Regions from separate parts of the Mus musculus genome. Here region 2 is linked to region 1. Evidence: chromatin loops called from intact Hi-C (ENCODE). Cell type or tissue: heart. All regions are shown on one strand. Region 1 overlaps Ncor2 (nuclear receptor co-repressor 2). Region 2 has its middle 2.9 kb from the start of Gm40323.

Region 1 (2,500 bases):
TACAGCCAGAGGGTGACGTGTCTCAGCAGTCGGGAGGAAGTCCACGTGGCAAGTCCCGCAGCCCAGTGCCTCCTGCCGAGAAAGAGGGTGAGTGTTGGGCACAGGGATGCAGTGGGAGTGAGAGGCAGCCCTCTTCTCTGTTGGGGTTCCTTGGCAATATGGGCCAGGCTGGGAGGATACATTGTTACGGCAGCAGATGACAGGGCTCAACCACAGCTGCAGAAGCGCCTCCAGCTGGGGGGCTTCTTGAGAAACCAGAGGCAATCTAGTGTTGGGGTGTGGTATGAGTGTGTGTGTGTGTGTGTGTGTGTGTATGCGCGCGCGCGCGTGCAAACATACACGTAGCCAGCTTCTCCTGTGTGAATCAGGTCCCATGTGATCTTTGGGTTCCCTGAGGGTGCAGTGCAGTCCACTGTCTTAGAACAACAGCAGGACTGACCTGAGCTGCCCGGGCTAGCCTTTCCCTGGCTAAAGCATGGCCTGCCCACTGTCGACACCCCTTCATCGGCAGCCCAGAGCCTCCTGTGCAGGTAGTGGGCAGCACCTGCCAGGGCCCCGTGGTATTTGCACATCAGTGCTTCTGAGCGCTAGGGTTGTCAGAGAGAGATAAAGCACTCACAACTCCAGTTACATCTTACTCTTAACTTAGTGGGAAACAAGTGGGGCGGGGCGGGTGTAGGGCAGGCACAAGTGGGCTGTGTGTCCGACAAGGATCTGGTGAGGAGAGGAGGTGATGGGGAAAGGCCCTTCACGGACTGGGAGTGGGGGAGGAGGTCAAAGAGGGAAATGGGGAGGAAATTGTGTAGCTAAGGAGGATAGTAGCTTTGAGTGACAGTTTGCTTTGGGAGGGGCATGTCATCAGATTAGCGTCTTGGGGGAAAAAAAATCAGTGTCTGATTCTTGTTGAGAAAGGGCAGAAGGGAGTAGGGCAGGGGTGGGAGGCGGGCTGAGGTGCTCCTCCCAACAGCTCTAGGGCAGCCTGAACTTGACAGGTGGCCTTGGAAGTGGGAGGAAGGGGAGGCTTGAGTTTGTTCCTGAGGCCAAGCCAGTGGGACATAGGGACATAGCGATGACCCCTGGAGCATGAGGGCAGGGGTGTCTTGTTGGAGCTGGGTTTGGTGCATACTACAGTAAGGGTGGGCTTTAAGGGGCCAGGTATATAGAACACAGTGTGCTGTGAGAAGCCACCCGGACTCAAGATGACAGCCTGGGATGACAGTTAGGGAAGGGGAAAGGCGCTGGTCTGGCTCTGGCCAGGCAGCTGTGGCTGAGCAGGGCTGGAGCCACCCAGGGCCAGCCAGGTCTTGCTGGGTTGGGCCCTAGGCCCCAGTCCCTGGGAAAAGAGCCAGCAGTCAGTGGTCCCTGAGGCTGGTTCTGGGCCCATCCTTGTGGCCAGTGCTACGTTGTTTCCTAGACTCCTCCCTGGGGAACATTGCACCTGGCGGCAGGCTCTGTCTCTCACGTGGTCTGGCCACAGTTCTGCTCCCCAGGGGACACATGAACCCAGCATGCAGGAAGCCAGCCTTCTCTGTCCTGGCTCCAACAGGGAGCTTCCAGGCCAGGCAGGTCCCTTGGGATCCCCAGGCCCGGCTGGAGGAACAGGTTGTCTGTCCTGGCTCTCAGCCACCTGCCTGCATTGGCTGAGTCTGACCCCATTTCCTTCCAGCCTGAGACTTCCTCTCTGTCCCTAGTTCTCCAGAGCCAAGCTGGATGGGGCAGCCAAGGTATACACTGGGCCACCGCACCAGGTGTTTGAACTTCCTGGTTCAGAGCAAGCCCTGTAGGTTGAGAACGTGAATACCACTCAGGTTACTTTGGTGGGTCACCACCTCTCCGGGGCATGAGTTTAGGGGGAGTTTGGTCTCCCGTAAAGGAGAGATGTGGAGTGTACCACTTGGGCCTCTGCTGGGGCTCCAGCTTTCCTGGAGGACAGCCTAGGACTGTATGGAGGTGATCCGGGAAACCCTTAGCTGTCAGTTTCTGTTCCAAGGTCAGGGCCAGTATCATTCAGGGTTGTGATTCCCCAGCCAAGGCTTGCAGCTCAGAACAGATGGCAGCTAAAGCCAGAGCTTGTGAAGCCTCAGTGAGTGCTGGCCTGTCTCTGGGTGTTCAACACCTGAAAGTCACAGGGGACCTGAGCCTTGTGGCACAGCCATGGGCACAGGCCATGGGCTGGAGCCAGCTGCCTGCGTTCTCAGGTCTCCCCTGCACTCAGCAGCTGGGGCCTCAGTCTTCCCATCTGGAGGGTGAAGGAACAGACTGGCTGTGACATCCGAAACAGTGCTACCTTTTGCTGTTGTTTGTGGCCACATGGGCTCCAATCCAGACATGGCCATATTTGGCAGGTGACCGAAGAGACCTGATCAAACGGGTCTGGTCACTGTCCTCAGTGTACCTTACAGGCTCATCAAGGCCCGGCTGGAGCTCAGCCTAGTGACCAGTATAGTAGATGGTTAGCGCACAGACTGCCTCTGCCCCATGCTCATCTAGAATGACTGCT
Region 2 (2,500 bases), 320 kb before region 1:
GGAGCTCACTCTATAGACCAGGCTGGCCTCAAACTCACAAAGCTATCCCTGCCTCTGCCGCCTGATTGCTGGGATTAAAGGTGTATGCCACCCCTCATCTTAAGACTTAGGTGTGGCTCAGTGGTTAGGAGCACTTGTTGCTTTTGCAGAGGGCCAGAGTTCGGTTCCCAGCACCCACACAGAGGCTCACAATCACCTGTAACTTCAGTTCTAGGGGATCTGAGGACCTCTTCTGGCCCTGGAGGGCACCAGACACACACGAAGTACATATATACATGCAGGCGCTTATAAGCACACATAAAATAAATCAGGATCGGAAAGATGGCTCAGAACCGGGCATGGTGGCGCACGTCTTTAATCCCAGCACTCGGGAGGCAGAGGCAGGTGGATTTCTGCAGAGTGAGTTCCAGGACAGCCAGGGCTATACAGAGAAGCCCTGTCTCGAAAAACAAAAACAAAAACAACAAAAAAAGATGGTTCAGTGGTTAAGGGCACTGGCTGTTCTTACAGAGGACCCAGGTTCAATTCCCAGCATCCTCATGACAGCTTTACCTCTAGTTCCAGGGGATCCCATACCCTCACATAGACATACATCCAGGCACAACACCAATGCACAAAAATAAAAAACAAATTATTTAAATAAAGTAATAACTTTTTATTTTGCTCTGTTTTATTGGTTTTCAAGACAGGGTTTTGTGTGTGTGTGTGTGTGTGTGTGTGTGTGTGTGTGTAAAACAAACCCTGGCTGTCTTGGAACTTGATGTATAGACTAGGCTGGCTTCGAACTCAGAGATCTGCCTGCCCCTGCCTCCCAAGTGCTGGGATTAAAGGTGTGTGTCACCATCACCCACCCGGCTCTAATTATTATTTTTTAAGTGCAAATTTAGTGGTGTGATCTTGGACACATTCTAAAACCAACCATTAGAAGAACAGTATGCACTGTTAACCACGGGGCCCTCTCTGCAGCCCCTTATAGTAGCTGGCGTGCTCCGAACAAGTTCTGCCATTGAACCACATTGAGCAATGGCTCTGCTCTGGATCACCTCTGGATGTCTCCCCTGCTGGTGTGAATGATAGAGTTCCTGTTTGGCTCTGTAAAGAGGAACTCAATTCTGCCTGGCGCCCTGTGCTGGTAAGGCTCTGATTTTACTTCTTCATTTCTCAAGTCCATAGGATAACAAATGAGGGGGAGCCGGAAGCAATGGCACATGGGGGATGATTGGATCTGTGATGCAGCCCCGCAGGACTGTTATCAAAGGAAGAGGAAGCTGGGGGGTGTTGGGGGGCTGTTTCTAGAGTGCTCCCCAACCATCGTATTCCTGTTTCCTTTCACTTTCAGAGATTCTAAGTTCTGGGGATTACTCATTAAAGTATTTGCTATGCAAACATGAAGACTTGTGTTGCTTCCTCTGTCCCGCCCCCCCAACTCATGTTAAAAGCCAGGCATGGGGGCCCATGCTTGTAATCTCACGGCTGGGGAAGTGGACAGGAGATTCCCTGGGGCTCCCTGGTCAGCCAGCCTGGTTAGCTGACCAAGTTAGCCTGAAACTTTCTGCGGTTCCAAACATTGAGGGCTGGGATGACATGCTGGGGCAACCTCGCTCAACTGCAAAACCTGAAAACTTGTCCTTTCAGACTTACAAAACCAGGCACTGGAGTGGAACCGGCCATAGTGTGTGTGTGTGTGTGTGTGTGTGTGTGTGTGTCCGTCCCGGAGCCTTCAAAGGAGACCTATATAATGTGAGCTAAGACAAGACATGATGGAGAGGCCCTGGGTCTGGAATTAAAAAAAAAAAAAAAGAAGCACAGGTTGGATTTAAAACAGCAGAAAGTAAGCCGGGTGTGGTGGTGCACGCCTTTAATCCCAGCACTCGGGAGGCAGAGGCAGGCAGATTTCTGAGTTCGAGGCCAGCCTGGTCTACAAATGAGTTTCAGGACAGCCAGGGCTACACAGAGAAACCCTGTCTCAAAAAAAAAAAAAAAAAAAAAAAAAAAAAAAAAAAAAAACCCAGCAGAAAGTGACCAGGGGATTAGAACTCTGAGCTGCAAACTTCTTAGTATGCACTGAGTCCTGGGTTTGACCCTAGCACCACATAAAACAGTGGTTCTCAACCTTCCTAAAGCTCTGTGTGTGTGTGTGTGTGTGTGTGTGTGTGTGTGTGTGTGTGTTCTCGAGACAGTGTTTCTCTGTGTAATAGCCTTGGCTGTCCTTTGTAGACCAGGCCTCGAACTCAGAGATCCAACTGCCTCTCTCTCCCGAGTGATTAAAGGTGTGTACCACTATGCTTAAACAAGCTGTGACCTTTTAATACTGCCTCTCTCTCCCGAGTGATTAAAGGTGTGTACCACTATGCTTAAACAAGCTGTGACCTTTTAATACAGTTCCTCATGTTGTTACTTCATAAATGTAATTTTGCTACTGTTGTGAATTGTAATGTAAATATCTGATATTTCCAATGACAAAAATACCAGATGTGCTCCCCAAAGGGTCATGACCCAC

What was found. A loop is a pair of places that touch in the nucleus more often than their neighbours do. Peaks named below come from ENCODE experiments on the same cell type or tissue, not always from the same donor. Only the 100,000 strongest peaks of a DNase experiment are listed, where the experiment ranks them.
Region 2: it touches region 1 in a loop (20-fold over the local background); 1 of 42 quality-filtered maps calls a loop at or near these places.

The regions. Positions count from the first base shown.
Region 1 is chr5:125,039,383-125,041,882 of GRCm38, reverse strand. It overlaps Ncor2 (nuclear receptor co-repressor 2), which reads left to right. Exons shown (of 47, transcript NM_011424.3): 23 at 1-87. Among named protein-coding and RNA genes, the nearest start is that of Rflna, 37 kb to the right of the region's middle. In heart, no CTCF peak of the experiment used is centred here; DNase peaks (open chromatin) are centred at 1,502 and 2,322; H3K27ac peaks cover 868 bases.
Region 2 is chr5:125,357,060-125,359,559 of GRCm38, reverse strand. No RefSeq gene overlaps it. Among named protein-coding and RNA genes, the nearest start is that of Gm40323, 2.9 kb to the left of the region's middle. In heart, no CTCF peak of the experiment used is centred here; a DNase peak (open chromatin) is centred at 1,109; H3K27ac peaks cover 681 bases.